Regions from separate parts of the Mus musculus genome. Here region 1 is linked to region 2. The links are chromatin loops, found by intact Hi-C in ENCODE. Cell type or tissue: left cerebral cortex. All regions are shown on one strand. Each heading gives the region's core, and the rest is flanking DNA. Links, peaks and the distances in the headings are about the cores only.

Region 1 (8,440 bases), core at 230-8,229, 100 kb before region 2:
CTTCAATACTTAAGCTTTTGGTTCCTTTTCACGGGTTGGGAACTTAGCAGGGTAGGGTTTTGCCCTGTGGTCACCACTTCCTTTATTCCACTTAGCATCAGGCTTTTCTTTAAATGTTTTATTTCCTTAAGCACTGGATTTAGTCCTATGACACTTTCTGGTGCTCCTATTCTCAAATGGGACATTTTGTATTTCTCTTTGGCTAGCTTATTTCTTTTCATTCTAGATATGCATAAGAGTGATTACTAATATTTATAGGACAGAGTCAATGCTAGATTGTCTTGAAATCTCCTCTGGCAAGGCATTAATCTAAAACTAATTTTGCCTCAGGCAGATTTTCAGGAGAAGAGCAAAAGGCAACCACATTCTTAGTGAAAACATCACAAGGGCAGTCTCGACTCCACTTACTAATGTTATTTTCCTTGAGGAAACTTTTTGAGCTGAGAGACTGGAGTGGGTGGGTAGAGGGAGGGAGGGAGGGCAGAGAGAGACAGAGAGGAGAGAAAATGGGAATGAAAATAGGTCCTGGCATAGGCTCATAGCTCACCCCTAGTGACACACTTCTTCCAACAAGGCCATACCTCCTAATCCTTCTAATCCGACCACAGAGTTCTACTCCCCAGTGACTAAGGATTCAGATATATGAACCTTTGGGGGCCATCTTACTCCAACCAACACGGAGAGAAACAGTTGAAGAGGAAGGGAGCTAACCCTGAGTTACTGAAGTTAGATTAAGTGCATGATCTCAAAGCTCGTCTTGCAATGCATGCGAAGCGTCATAGACCGTATCACTGGGAAGGCCAATGTTTGGTTTTTCCTGTTGTAGGGTTGCTGGTCTATAGAGCATGTGGAACAGTACCTTGGCACTGACGAATTACCAAAGAATGACTTGATAACCTACCTGCAGAAGAATGCAGATGCCGCTTTCCTGCGCCACTGGAAATTAACTGGCACTAATAAAAGTATTAGGAAAAACAGAAATTGTTCTCAGCTTATAGCTGCATATAAGGTATATATTGCATTAAAACATTGGTTTGAGTGGAATGGCTTTGAGCTTTGTTTTAGTTTGAAAACTGAGGGTCTAGGGCACAGTTCAGTGATAAGAGTGCTTACCCAGCATGCATGAGGCCTTGGGTTAGATTCCTAGCACAAGAAAGAAAGAAAGAAAGAGAGAGAGAGAGAGAGAGAGAGAGAGAGAGAGAGAGAGAGAGAGAGAGAGCATAAAGGAATGGCAGTATGGCTACTTTTCTTTAGAGTTTGAATGAGCATGGTTTATGTGTCTGTTAAAATTACAAATGCTGCCTGTGGCCTTGGATCTGAGCAAACCAAAGCTTGTCTTGGTTTCATTATCTTTGGCAGTGTGAATGGCTTTGAATAAAGTTTTGTCTTAGGTGATAATGTTTATTTCAAACAAAGAAAAAAATTCAACAGTCATATTAATATTAAGAATAATAAGCGTTTTTCTTGAAAAGAGATTAATTGCTAATTTTGTTATTTGTTTGTTCAGGATTTTTGTGAGCATGGAACAAAGTCTGGATTAAACCAGGGGGCTATTTCTAGTCTTCAAAGTAGTGATATTCTTAATTTGACAAAAGAGCAGCCTCAGGCTAAAGCAGGCAACGGGCAGAGCCCCTGTGGAGTAGAGGACGTCCTTCAGCTTCTGCGGATTCTGTATATAGTTGCAAGTGATCCTTATTCAAGGATATCCCAAGAAGGTCTGTAAGAAACCGTCTTTTATTTCTATCTCTGATAGGAAAGAAGTCATTTTTAATTTTATTAATTATGTTAATTAATTTTACAGATGGCGATGAGCAGCCTCAGTTTACTTTTCCACCTGATGAATTTACAAGTAAAAAAATCACCACAAAAATTTTGCAGCAGATTGAGGTAATGTAGTTGCATGCAGACCTTTGGTGTACCGTCCTTGGTGTGCCTTGTCCCCTTGTGCCTCTGATTAGCTCTTCTTTCATTCTTTAGCAGTAGAGCTCACATAGTCTTTGTGTTCACTATAAATTGCATCTAATGCCTCTTAGCGCTAATGTGTTTCGTGTTAATTTGCAGGAACCGTTGGCACTGGCCAGTGGGGCTCTGCCAGACTGGTGTGAACAGTTAACCAGCAAGTGTCCTTTCCTGATCCCATTCGAGACGAGGCAGCTTTATTTCACCTGTACTGCATTTGGTGCGTCCAGGTAAGATATGGAACTTATGCTGATAGAATAAAGATGGTTTTCATTATAGAGGCTCAAAATATGCAAGTATACTGCTAAGATTGATGGAGGGACTGCATTGTCTTTAGTTTTGGTGACGCATTGTCAATACCTAAAAGTTTTCCATGTTCAGTTGAATACATATATATGCTCTGTTGGTACAGCATGGATTGCATCAGTCTATACAGCGTGGGGTTGTAGCATCAGTTTTTATTTCTTAACACTCCAGTTTCTTTGTAACTTACCTAGATTATTGTCAGAATTCACAGCCACATAAGACTGAATGTTGGCAAATAGCCTTTTTTTTTTTTATTTAGCGCAGAGTCTAGCCCAGGCCTAGGAATGCCAGCTGGACAGGTGCTCAGTCATTGCGCAGTGGCCCCTCTTTTTGCAGATACTGTCTGGGTCTGATGACTGCTTTCTCCCTGCGTCCCTGTATGGCGTGTTTATTAATTTTGTTCTGTCTTCCTCCTCTAGACCACAGTTCCACAAGGGCAGGGCTTCTATACCCTTTTGTTAGCTATTGTAGTTGAAGTTCTTGAAACAGTGTGTATGGTAGATGTTAGATATATTGTGGAATGATTTTATATCTCACCTATTCTGGCAAAGTAGGTATAAAATCATAATTTTATACCTACTTTGTGATTGTATCTCTAGTCTTACTGAGTTACAGTTTTCTGCCGTTTAATAACATTCAAAAAACATTTATAAATATTAGTCTCTGGGCCTGTTGTGATAAATGGCATTGCTTATGATTTGTAGGAAGTAGGTAAGGAGACTGATTCTTAAGCCCTTAGTTGTCTGCTACCCACTGCATGTGTGTGCATGTGTTCTCTCCTGCACTCACGCTTACATACATCTTCTCTGACTGTCACACACGCAGTTAATAAAAGGAAATGAAAAGAAAGTGGTATCTTAGTAGGTAAGATGCTTGCCACCAAACCTGAGAACTTGAGTACAATCCCTGGAACCCATGTGGTAGAACCAGAGAACTAACTTCTGAGAATTGCCCTCTAATCTCCACATGCATATTCACACACACACACACACACACACACACACACACACACACACACACACAAAAATCCTAAAAATAACTACCTTAATGGTGGTTGGTTGTTCAGAGTAATAAAGATAGCATAACCACTTTTTGGCTTCTCTAACACTGTCTTTATGTATTATATAGTGCTTGAACCATAGACCTATAATTTTATTTAATTGATATGAAAGGAACTATATCACCAGTTCTTTCTGCATTCGTTTAAGAAGATTATAATAAAATGAACTTAATAAATTGTTGCTTAAAAAAATTGACTACTTAGACCTATTGGCTTACAGCTATAATCCCAGCACTCAGGAGTCTAAGGCAAGAGGACTGTTAAGAGGCCAGCATGAGCTACATAGTTCCAGGCCATTCTGGGATATCATCAGACACGTCTCAAAAAAACAAACAGAAAATTACCGACTGAACACATTCTTAAGATTCTAACTGAGCAGCACAGCATTGTGTATCCATGATCCTGGGAACTAGGTGACAGATATAGAAAAGCCTGTCTCCAAACAACATTTAAAAAAAATTGAAAACCAACCCTCCCAACATGTACCTTCTACTGCTAGCTTAGCAGTCCACTCAGCTGCTATAAGGACTCTGGTATTGTGTTTCAGAGCAATAGTGTGGCTACAGAACAGGCGGGAAGCCACTGTGGAGCGAACTCGGACCACGAGCAGTGTACGGCGAGATGATCCTGGGGAATTTAGAGTGGGTCGCCTCAAGCACGAAAGAGTGAAAGTTCCCCGTGGAGAGTCTCTGATGGAGTGGGCCGAGAATGTCATGCAGATACACGCAGATCGGAAGTCAGTTCTCGAGGTGAGGAGCCGCCTATAAAGCAGGGGTTCTGGGTTTGCTTTTATGGAAAAGAATGCATGGGAACCAGGTGATCTGTGTAAAGCCACGGCAGGAAAACAAGGAGAGGGTTTCTGTGACCTTTGCAGAAGTTTTCTCCTTGGCAGAGTGGCTCAGAATGCTTGCCCTCCTCTTCTCTTGATAGCAGAGCCTGGGTTGTGACTTACCTAAGTTGGGCTGAATTCTTTCTGTCCAGCTAAATTCTAGCCTTCTGTTACGCTGTGCTGTTAGATAAGCTGTGTTTTTGGAGCAGATTGTTTGCAGTATTACTTTATTCCTTGTGGTGCTGGGTTGAGCTGTCAGCACTAGCAGGCACAGGTAAGGAGTTCTAAAGAAGAAGGCCACATGAAGACCTTGAATGTCTATGCAAGCCCGCAAATGCTGTTCTGTTCTGCCAAGTGATAAGGCAATGCAAAGCAATCTTTGGATGTCTGCATAACATGCTACAGAACCAAAAGAAGCAGCTTCTGTCCTCGTAACAAGCAGGTGGTCACTCTTGTACACTTTTGGGTGGGAGTCAGTGAGTCAGGGTTACTGGGAACTTCCTTACCTTCCAGGGACCGGAGTCAGAGACAAAGGCGGCTGACTACCAAGATGGATGCCTAGGATAAAGTGGAGCTTCTCTAGCTTTTGCATCAGCTGTGATGTCTCTAGATGTCTTACTTCTTCTTCTTTATATACTAGATTTCTTTGCTTCTAGACTATTCTTCCATCACATTTCTTCCTAACTAAATATTTTTTAAACTTTTTTGTTTTGAGATTTGCTATATTAAGTTTTTGTGAATTTTTTCTTATCATTTTTTTATCAGTGTTTTCAGAAACCTTCAAGGTGATTGCTTAAAGTCACGATAACTTGAAGAATGTAGGCTTTGGGTCACAAAAACCCAGGTAGAAAAAAGACCTGTCTATCACCCTTTCCTCAAGCAAATAGCGGAGCCACTTTATCTGAGATTTGATTTTCTCTGATGGAAAGAAAGGTCAGATTTAATTATTCTGGTGAGTTGTGAGATAAAATCTCCACAGTTGTTATGAGAAGTAATTAATGTTTGCACAGTACTCAGTGTGGTGTCTGATGGCCCAAGAATGTCAGATGACAAACTTTAGAAAACTCAGAATCCTGCGGGGCCGTGGTGGCGAATGCCTTTAATCCCAAGCCCCAAGACGCTCCAAGCGTGTGGCAGCACAGACCTTAGAGATAGAGGCAGGCAGACCTCTGAGCTCAAGGCCAGCCTGGTCTAAAGAGAGTTCCAGGGCATCCAGGACTACAGAGAGAAACTCTGTCTTGAAATGAAAGCACCAACAAGAAATCTCAAAATGTTACACTTAGTGACCCTGTCTTTATCATTCTTTTGTCGTTTTAGGTTGAATTTCTAGGAGAAGAAGGAACTGGCTTGGGACCCACTTTAGAGTTTTATGCTCTTGTGGCGGCTGAGTTTCAGAGGACTGACTTGGGGACTTGGCTTTGTGATGATAATTTTCCAGATGATGAATCTCGTCATGTGAGATTGGTTTCTTATCTTGTGTTTTGAGTTATTACTGCTTCTACAAAATGTTAAAGTAGGCTATGCTTTTAGATCATGAGCCAGGTTTTTTGCCTATACTTGCTGGCTTGTTTGTTTGTTTTTTAAAATATATCTACTTTATTTTATATGTATGAGTGTATTTTCTGTATGTACAGTACTCAGATGTATGTGTGTGTGTGTGTGTGTGTGTGTGTGTGTGTGGTGGTGGTGGTGTGTGTGTGTGTGTGTGTGTGTGTGTGTGTGTGTGTGTGTGTGTATGTACTATATGCATGCCTAATGCTGGGGGAGATGTGGGCATTGGATTACTTGGAGCGGGAGATATGGATGGTTGTGACCACTATGTGGGTGCTGAGAACTGAGCCCAGGTTCTCAGCAAGAGGAGCGTGTGCTCGTGCTTTTGACTGCTGAGCCAGCTCTCCAGTCCACCCCTCCTTCCAATACTGAACCTCGGAGATCCCTTTTTAAGTTAAATGGGGGGAGGGAGGCCAGAGGACAGCTTTCAGCAGTTGGTTCTCTCCTAGTGTATGTAGGTTCCAGGGATTAAACTCAGGCCAGTAGGCTTAATGGTGAGTGCTTTACCAACCGAGTCATCTTGCCAGCCAGCTTTTTATTTCTTTAAACATTTTTTTACTCACTTTTAAACTTTTTGTTACATCTGTGTGGACAAGTGCATGTATGTACCACTCATGCCATGCTGCATGTGAAAAGCAATGTGTGGGAAGAGTGTTCTCTGGTTCTACTGTGTGGGTCACAGATGCTGAACTCAGGTGACTTTAATGGTAGTAGCTCTTACCCAGCTAGACAGTTGGCAGCCCTAGTTATTGTTTTTTGGGGACAGGGTATTAATATTTGCCCAGGTTGGCCTCTACTTTTATAACTAAATAACCTTAGTGCCATTAAAATATTTCTAAAGGAGCTTGACGCGGTGGCGCACGCCTTTAATCCCAGCACTTGGGAGGCAGAGGCAGGGGAATTTCTGAGTTCAAGGCCAGCCTAGACTACAGAGTGAGTTCCATGGCAGCCAGGGCTATACAGAGAAACCCTGTTTCGAAAAACAAAAAAAAACAAACAAACAAAAAAAAAGTGTGTATATATATATATATATATATATATATTTCTAAAGGATTAAAGTTGGTTTCCAAATTAATTAACATGCATGCATCTTCAGATGACAAAATTTGAAAAGATGTTTGATGTTTGTGATTCTTTTGTATGGCAGTTGGGAGGTTTGGTTACTATCTTATTTACTTGGCTATGTATTAATGTGTCGTTTTCCTTTGTGAAGGTTGATCTTGGAGGTGGATTGAAGCCTCCAGGATACTATGTACAGCGGTCATGTGGACTGTTCACAGCGCCATTCCCACAGGACAGTGATGAGCTTGAAAGGATCACAAAACTCTTCCATTTCCTTGGGATTTTCTTGGCCAAATGTATTCAGGACAATAGACTGGTGGACTTGCCTATCTCTAAGCCTTTCTTTAAACTTATGTGCATGGGCGACATTAAAAGCAATATGAGCAAACTAATCTATGAGTCCCGCGGCGACAGAGACTTGCACTGTACTGAAAGTCAGTCGGAAGCTTCTACAGAAGAAGGCCATGACTCCCTCTCAGTGGGAAGCTTTGAAGAGGATTCAAAATCAGAATTTATCCTCGATCCCCCTAAGCCCAAACCCCCAGCCTGGTTTAATGGGATTTTAACTTGGGAAGATTTTGAACTAGTAAATCCTCACAGAGCCAGATTTTTAAAAGAAATTAAAGACCTTGCTATTAAGAGGCGCCAGATTCTAGGCAATAAAAGTCTTTCTGAAGATGAGAAGAACACAAAGTTACAGGAACTCGTGCTCAGGAATCCATCAGGCTCGGGACCTCCACTGAGCATCGAGGACTTAGGGTAAGAGTTTGTGTACATTCTTCAACCTAACAAATGAGGAAAGCTAAAGGTTTCTGTTTCTCTGTCCCTATGAATCTGTAGGCTGTCAGTGAAGTCTAGGGCAGCGATAGACTATAGCAAATGCTGATTGTCTGTTTGAATATGTATGGCTTCTTTGGTATGATACTTTGCTAGTGTCTGTAAGGCCCTGGGTTGGGTCTCCAACACCGCCTAGAACCTAGCCTGGGGACATATGACAAAATCCCAGCGCTGGGAAGGCATAGGCAGGAGAATCAGAAATTCAAGGTTATCCTTGGCTATATAGAAAGTTTGAGGCCAGCTTGGGATACATAAGACATTGCTTAAAAAACAAAAAACAACAACAAAAAAACAAGATGAAAACATTAATCATTTTATTTTGGAAGGATTATCTGATTTTTCAAATATGATATATTGTGTGTTGTATACAAAAATTCAAAGCCAATATTTGGGCAACTTACATATCATGTAAAGGTCAAAAATGATTGGCATTTATTTATTTACTTACTTATTTATTGGCTCTATCAGCCAATAAATGCTACAGCTATTGATAAATTTCTTTCCTGTATATATAATTGTTATACCTTCAAGTACTGTCATATATTCTTTTTAATGTTTCCTAGTGATTGTAAGAAACAGTGTTTGGTTCTGCACTCATGCTACATGAGTGTTTCAGTCATAAATGGACCACATAAACAAGGTTGCTACCATACAATTAGCATGGATTTAAAATTCTGCCACTTGGTCTCTTCGTCATCTCTTTCCTATGTTAATCTTTTTGTTGAAGGATTTATCTCATGTATATGAGTAATTTATCTGTATGTACACTTGCATGCCAGAAGAGGGCATCAGATCATTGTATAGATGGTTGTGAGCTACCATGTGGTTGTTGGGAA
Region 2 (8,440 bases), core at 47-8,046:
TGTGAGAGCAGCAAGTCCTTCTAACCACTGAGCTCCAGACCTTAGTTAAAATTTTTGAGGAGGGGGCTGGTGAGATGGCTCAGTGGGTAAGAGCACCCGACTGCTCTTCCGAAGGTCCAGAGTTCAAATCCCAGCAACCACATGGTGGCTCACAACCATCTGTAACAAGATCTGACTCCCTCTTCTGGAGTGTCTGAAGACAGCTACAGTGTACTTACATATAATAAATAAATAAATCTTTAAAAAAAATTTTTTTTTTTTGAGGAAACTTTTGATACTACTTTGTTGATGTACTAGAGATGATGACTCTATGGCAATTTCTGTTTATTGTTTTTTTTTTTTTTAATCTAGTAGTTCTTTTTCTTTTTTCTTTTCTTTTTTTCTTTTTTAAGATTTATTTAATTTATATGAGTACAATGTTGCTGTCTTCAGACACCCCAGAAGAGGGCATCCCATCCAATTACAGATGGTTGTGAGCCACCATGTGGTTGCTGGGAATTGAACTCAGGACCTCTGGCAGAGCAGTCAGTGCTCTTAACCCCTGAGTCATCTCTCCAGCCCAGGTTCTTTTTCTTATAGTTGGAAATTTTGCTACTTGTATCCTACTGATAACCCTGGTGAAATTAAAGTCATAGCCTATTAAGTATTTGGTTTAGATGAGTGAACTTTGGAGGAATGGTCTGGAATCTGAGATCCTTGAGGGGGGATTAGTCCATCTATCAATCCCTGGCTGAGAACTTATTCTTTCACATACCTTGAACATGTGAAAATTGTGTATTTGTGCTTACATGTATGTGTATAAATTTACATATCTATTCTTTAAATAGATACTTATATGTGTCTATATAAAGGCATGTAACCTGTGTTTATGTATCTCAAAAACGTTTCAACACTGAGGCTTTTTTAGGTATTGAGATAATTGGCTCTTACTCAATGGTAGTTAGTCATACTCTCCCCTCCCCTTCCCCTCCTCCCTCTTCCTTTCTCTTCTCTTCTCTTCTCTCCCCTCCCCTTCCCCTCCTCCCTCTTCCCTTCTCTTCTCTTCTCTTCTCTTCTCTTCTCTTCTCTTCTCTTCTCTTCTCTTCTCTTCTCTTCTCTCCCCTCCCCTTCCCCTCCCCCTCCCCCTCCCCCTCCCTCTCCTCTCTTCAAGACAGGATTCTCTGGCTATCCTGGAACGCCTATAGATTAGGCTGCCTCTGCATCCTGAGTACTGGGATCAAAGGTGTGCACCACCACACCTGCCTTAATTCATTTTTTAAAAAAGATTGTTTTATGTATATGAGTTTTGTCTGGATGTATACATGTGCACCACATATATGCTGATTGCCTACATAAGTCAGAGGGGAGGGTATAGGATGTCCTGGAACTTAAAGTTGACATCATTCTCTTAGACCTGGAATTAGGCTATAACGAAGCTATTGAGACAAAGAAAAAGTTAATTTGTGTGATTGTGGCTTTTTTTCTTTAATTTTTAATATGATTTGAAGGTGGCAGATGTTAACAATATGTTGAATTTTAGCATTTAATTTTCTCTTGATAGGTATCTTCAGGAAGTAGGATACACAGATACAATATTAGATGTACGATCTCAACGGGTAAGGTCATTACTTGGACTGTCTAATTCAGAGCCAAATGGATCTGTAGAAGCAAAGAATTTAGAACAGATCTTGAATGGTGGTGAATCTCCTAAGCAAAAAGGACAAGAAATCAAAAGGTATGATTTGTATTTGTTGATTAACATCATTTAACTTATGGAAGTCAAAATCAGTGATACAACAGTGGCTTTTCATTGGTAGTCTCATTTTCTTTCCTTTTTTTTTTTTTTAAGATGAGCCAGGTTTTTTTTTTTTTTTTTAAGATTTATTTATTTATTTATTATATGTAAGTACATTGTAGCCGTCCTCAGACACTCCAGAAGAGAGGGTCAGATCTTGTTACGGATGGTTGTGAGCCACCATGTGGTTGCTGGGACTTGAACTCTGGACCTTCGGAAGAGCAGTCGGGTGCTCTAACCCACTGAGCCATCTCACCAGCCCTATATTTTCTATAGTTGCATTTATTGTTAGATATTAAATGAATCTATCAAAGCCACTTTTTTATATATAGTAGTAAAATAGATTATTGTTATTAGCTGTTACTGGAGTAGTTTTGAAATACTTGAAAACATTTTAATAGATTAAAGATACTTATTTGCTGTATAAAAAAAATTGATGCTCACAGTCATCTATAGGATGGAACACAGGGTCCCCAATGGAGGAGCTAGAGAAAGTATTCAAGGAGCTGAAGTGGTCTGCAACCCTATAGGTGGAACAACAATATGAACTACCCAGTATCCCCCAGAGCTTGTGTCTCTAGCTGCATATGTATCAGAAGATGGCCTAGTCAGCCATCATTGGGAAGAGAGGCCCCTTGGTCTAGCAAACTTTATATGCCTCAGTATAGGGGAACACCAGGGCCAAGAAGTGGGAGTGAGTGGGTAGGGGAGCGGGGCGGGGGAGAGTATAGGGAACTTTTGGGATAGCATTTGAAATGTAAATGAAGAAAATATCTAATAAAAAATGTCGGGGGGGGGGAGATTTATAAGATGGATTGGTACCTCTCGGGTTTAGGAACCCTAACTAGATAATGGAAGGGAATGAAGAAATTACAGACATTGGACACATATACACAGGAAAACTGGGATGGCTTCCTGGACACTCTGATGGAGAAGTACATCACCCAGAAAGCTTAGTGTGTTTATTATATAAAACTGAACAAGGAAGTGGGGGTTATGGTGTACAGCTGAATAAGGAGGTTAGCTAGTCTTGGTAAGGAGCAGTCCCCACAGGGGAGCAGTCCTCACAGGGGAGCGAGCAGTCTTCAGGACCTTCATTTCTGGGTTTGGGGGTTAGAAAGCTACTATGGGCATTTCTACACAAACTGTTAGCATTCACAATTGGATCAGAGGAAGGTTTTGCTACCACATTGAGCCTCATCCTGTAAAGGGTTTGCAACCCCCATGGGGCTGAGGTTTAGTCACTCGGGTCTTTTTTTTTTTCTTTTTGTATTTTTGAGACAAGGTTCTTTAGGTGGCTCTGGCTGGCCTATAACTCAAAGATCTTCCTGCTTCTGCCACCCAACCACTGGGTTGATCAAAATCATGCATATGACCACACCAAGCCTGGATCGCTCATGTCAACAACGTACATCTACTCAGAACTTCCTCTGCTCCCCAGAGTGGTATATCTTGTGTAATATATGCTTTATAATTTTAAATATGGGCAGTTCTAATAAATTTAGCTTTTGTGTTTTACTATTTAGCCTTCCAATATTTAGGCTAAAGTATAAGTGGTTGTAAATATTAAAAAAATTGCTAACTTGTTTTTTAAATATTTTTCAGAAATAATAGCATGTTTGATCATTTAATCTTAGTAGATTATTTTTCTTTTTAAAGACTTATTTTTAATTATGCTGGGGTGTGTGTGTGTGTGAGATGGGAGGTTATGTACATATAAGTTGTAAGTGCGTGCAAAGGCTCAAAGAAGGCATTGTATCCATTAGAGCCAAAGTTCATACCATTGTAAGCCACCTGATGTGGGTGTTGGGACCCAAACTCAGGTCTACTGAAAGATCTCTTACCTATAGTCTTACCTGCTGAGCCATTTTCCGTCCCCAGATTTTATTTTCTTATAGCATTTACCTAAAATGTAGACAAAAAGCTTTGGTTGAAACTTATTAAACACAGAACAATCCTTATTTTAATTATAGAGCACAAATAATCTTTAAAGATACTCTAGAATAAAAGTTTTAGGCACTATATTATAATTAAGGTATCTTGAACCAGGAGCCTACTGGGAAAGGAGGATCAGGAGTTAAAGGTTATTTTCATCAACATAATGAGTTGAGACTAATCTGAATTATGTAAGATCTTGTCTCACAACAACAAAAAATTAGGTTGTGTTTGAATTGCAGATGCCACCTTCAAGTAGTTTTAAACTAGGAATTAGAAGGGTCAGAATGTGGATTATTGATTTAACACTTGTCTAGCATGTGTGACATCCTGGGTTCAATTTGTAGTATCACTAGATAACAAGAAGGGTATAGGAATAGAAAGCAGGAAGAAATACCAGAGTCAATCTTTGAAATAGTTGGAATCATCTTTTCTCTTTTCTACAGGCCCCCTGGTGATGTTCTCGAGACATTCAATTTCTTAGAAAATGCTGATGACAGTGATGAAGAAGAAAATGACATGATTGAGGGCATCCCAGAAGGAAAAGACAAACTTCGGATCCATAAGCACAAAGTAGGAGAGTTAACGATATTCCTCCACACAGTGATTTGAACAGTAATTATTTTAGTTGTACTTAAAAGGTTTATAATAACTGCCAGCTCCTACTCCGTTCATGTACATATGGCAGGAATTATGATTTCATATGTTATTCACTAAATGATCTGAGAGAAGGTCTATTTTTAAAGTACTGTCCAGTGGCTTGAAGCTTTTTTTTCTTTTTTCTTTTTTTTTTTAAAGTAGCACTTTGTTTTAGTCAGGGTTTCTATTCCTGCACAAAACATCATAGCCAAGAAGCAAGTTGGGGAGGAAAGAATTTATTCAGCTTAACACTTCCATGTTTCTGTTCATCACCAAAGGATGTCAGGACTGGAACTCAAGCAGGAGCTGATGCAGAGGCCATGGAGGGATGTTCTTTACTGGCTTGCTTCCCCTGGTTTGCTCAGCCTGCTCTCTTATAGAACCCAAGACTGCCAGCCCAGGGAAGGCACCACCCACAGTGGGCTAGGCCCTCCCCCTTGATCACTAATTGAGAAAATGCCTTACAGCTGGATCTCATGGAGGCTCAGCTGAGGCTGCTTTCTCTATGGTAACTCCAGCTTGTGTCAAGTTGACACACAAAACCAGCCAGTACACATTCCTTAATCCTATCCCAACTTGGGGTCACACTGAAGTTTATCTTACAGTATCACATGGGAGAAAAATGAACAGAAACCATGGTGTAGATGCTCCCACCTTGGATGAGAGTCTGATGTATGGGTTGTCAGTATGTGCCAGCATTCTGGCTATTTGGTAAGGATTAATAAATAAAAAATTATTTTCCCTCATACTCTAAGAAGCAAACTTGATGTATTGTAGCAGTAGATGGGGAGTTGACTCTGCTGGACCATTTGTAAACTCTATGCCCCATTTTTAAGCATCAAAGTAGTAATGATCAATATTTCAAGTGTTTGTGCAGTTTTTTTTTTGTTTTTTGTTTGTTTTTTTTAATGGCAAGGGCCGAGGTTGTATGTCAGAGTACTTGACTAGTATGCACCAATTCCTGCCTTCAGCCTCAGCACCACATAAACTGGATTTGGTGGTGCAGCTCATGGAATGTAAGGGTAGGGGATAGAGAGTTCAAGGATGTCGTTCACCTATATAATGAGTTTGAAGTCGTTTGACTTCTTCATACCCTGTCTATCAAAAAAAGGAAAAAAAGTGAGTAAATTCAGTTGTAGTACCCGGAGATTTTGTAGAAATATAGAAAAAAAGCAAGTGTTTGTCAAAAGCTTCCAGTCTACAAAAGCAGTTTCAGCCGTTCTCCAGCTTTTCACAAGTATGATACACTCTGTTGGATAGAGGCTTGCTTTTGTGCTATATAATGTGTATGGAGGAGTGTGTATGTGCTATAGCACATATGTGGAAGTAAAGGACAACTTTGTGCAGTCAGTTTTTTCCTTCCACCTTTATTTGGTTTATTAGGATAAAACTCAGCTCATCACGCAGCTGCTTTTCCTGCTGAGCCATTTCAGAAACCTGGGTTTTTTTCCTTTTCTTACTAGTTTGTTCTGGGACGTAGGTTGCTTTTATTATTTGTTGTACAACTAGTATAAGTTTATTGGTGGTTATTCTGTGTTGCTATGAATCATAGAGCTAGTATACATTTCTCAGTGTCTTCAGCCAATTCAGGATAACTTAATGATTCTCCAGTAGGGATCATCTGTGAGTCTACTATAAAGGACACTCTTGAGTAAAACTTTGGCCTTTTCCAGCACCTCATCACTTGTGTCAGATGTTACAGTTGATCTTCATACAACAATGTTGAACTGTTTATCTATGTCTAGAGCATAGTTTGAGACTTATCAATCATAGGAAAAAGGACAATTGTGGATCTGAATAATTTCAAAGTAGATCTGTAAGTATTGTTAGGTGGAAATACTAAAGGACCTCTTTAAAGTGTAGAATAAAATTATTAATTATTGGCTCATCTTCTCTTTACAGATAGGTAATGAAGGTTTAGCTGCTGACTTAACTGATGATCCAGATACTGAGGAAGCACTGAAAGAATTCGACTTTTTAGTGACTGCAGAAGATGGTGAAGGGGCTGGTGAAGCACGGAGTTCAGGGGATGGTACAGAATGGGGTAAGGGGACACAGAAGTCTGGGGTGGAGGGAAACCTAGCCTTCTCAGGTCCTTATTACTAAACCCTGTGTGGGCTCTGTGTGTATGGTAGCAGGTAAATTAAGAGCAAGAAGTGGTATTGATACTGAGCTATTTGGTTCTAGTTTACTGTTTTTATGACTGAGATTTTTAGTATGTGGCTTTTGACTTCTGAAGTTGATCTTGAATTGAAGTAGTCTGTTGATTTACAAATTTATTTTTTCCCTCTAACAGATCTTTTTAAAGCGAGAATCATTCATTTTTATTCATACCCATCGTTTAATTTTAGGTAATCAAGACTTTAAGAGAATTCCTTGTATGTCCATATGGTGGTGTTACCTGTTCTAAATTCTGGGAAGGAATAAAATTATTAATTCTGATCATAGCCTAACAACGAGCAAGATTTAGTGAGAATATTACACTTATTGCATATAGTGTTCTCTATGTGAATGTTAGGGCCTAAACTTTGAAAGTGATATATAAAGCTAGTAGTAGGCATCCATAATCAAAAGAAAGAAAAGGTCTATCAGTAGGTAAAATGTTTCAAGGTAATAGTTCTGGTTGTGGTAGAACTCAAGTGTATTTATAGAGCTTTTCTGAGGTTTGTTTAATATACTTTATAATATATATATGTGTGTGAAGAAAAACACACTTGGACTGAGTGTTGGTGGTTTATACCTTTAGTCCCAGCACTCAGGTCTCTTGAGTTCAAATCTCCCTGGGATTTTCAGGACAGCAAGGGGTATACTGTGAGAAATCCTGTCTCAGCAAACCAGAAAACAAACCACATTTCAGAGTTTTTTATTTGTTTGTTGTTTGTTTGTTTTTTAATGTTGGAACTAGGGGGATAGCATTTCTCTCTCAGAGGAGAGGACCAGCATTTGGCTCCTAGCACATATGTGGGGCTTACAGCTACCTGTAAGTCCCATCTTCAGGATCTTGCACTCTCTTCTGTCCTCTGCAGGGATCGGCATGCATGGATGTATGAAAACACATATAAATAAAAATGAAGTAAATCTTTTTTAGAGAGCCTCATTTATGTATTGAAATGGAACATTGCTAATAGGAGAGACAAACCTATAAATACTATATTTTTTGACTTAGTATAAAAAGCAATTACTTAAAAGATTTTAATTACTACTCTTCTCATTTATAGCTCAAAGCATCATTTTTAATTTAAGTAGAAATAGAAGGGGCATAGTAATTGAAACTATAAACATTTACTGTCTGGGTTTGGACATATTTGTACCTTCCTAAAATGCTATATTTTCAGAGATTACTTATTTATAAGAGAAATAGTAAAAGGGAAAAAAAAAGTTTATATCCAGCCTTTGTATTATTCTTATAACTTCAAAAGTACGATTTTTTTTTTCAGAAGATTTGTTATGTAAAAGTTTAAATTATACAAACATTTTAAAGTATATATATATTAGGGACCATAAATAAATGTCATATATAAAATTAGAAATCACCTACAGTATTACAGAGATATTCATTAAATATATGAATATATATACATATATATGTGTATATGTATAATTTACTTATTAGTTAAAGGTTTGTACAACATCTGTTCGGCTAAATCTTGGCATACAACCATTTCTTTTTCCTTTAACTAAAGTTGCTATAATTTTAATTTTTAGAACAAAGGAAAAACAGTTGAGAAATTGATATGAAATAGAATTATTTTTTTTAATGATGTCATATGCAAGTAATTAGTATTTTGTTCAGAGAATTTGGCTGTGGAGTTATAAAGAGGACTTGATTTTTGAGTAACAGCTCTTGATCGTCATTTTCTTTTTAAGTGTAAATAACCAAGAAAGTCTCTTAGTATCAAACAAGACTGTAACTTTAAAGTGTGTTATATGCATAGTGATCTAAGCAGCTTCTATATAAAAGCAAAAATGATCTATGCAATGTTTGTGAAATTCATTTACTCAACAGCTATTATGTTCATTTTTTTTAAACTAAGAGGATGCATGTAAAAATCACTACCGTTATATTTAATTCACTTATTCAAATTTATAATG

The links. Hi-C counts contacts between places; a loop is a spot of excess contacts. Peaks named below come from ENCODE experiments on the same cell type or tissue, not always from the same donor. Only the 100,000 strongest peaks of a DNase experiment are listed, where the experiment ranks them.
Region 1: it touches region 2 in a loop (2.8-fold over the local background); 1 of 42 quality-filtered maps calls a loop at or near these places.

What each region holds. Positions count from the first base shown.
Region 1 is chr12:51,747,490-51,755,929 of GRCm38, reverse strand. It overlaps Hectd1 (HECT domain E3 ubiquitin protein ligase 1), which reads left to right. Exons shown (of 43, transcript NM_144788.2): 32 at 827-1,009; 33 at 1,508-1,715; 34 at 1,802-1,887; 35 at 2,062-2,189; 36 at 3,873-4,074; 37 at 5,472-5,609; 38 at 6,919-7,526. Among named protein-coding and RNA genes, the nearest start is that of Strn3, 60 kb to the right of the region's middle. In left cerebral cortex, for the core only: no CTCF peak of the experiment used is centred there; no DNase peak of the experiment used is centred there.
Region 2 is chr12:51,645,946-51,654,385 of GRCm38, reverse strand. Strn3 (striatin, calmodulin binding protein 3) reads left to right here. Exons shown (of 18, transcript NM_052973.2): 5 at 1,541-1,714; 6 at 4,156-4,282; 7 at 6,251-6,392. Among named protein-coding and RNA genes, the nearest start is that of Ap4s1, 41 kb to the left of the region's middle. In left cerebral cortex, for the core only: no CTCF peak of the experiment used is centred there; DNase peaks (open chromatin) are centred at 4,352 and 4,652.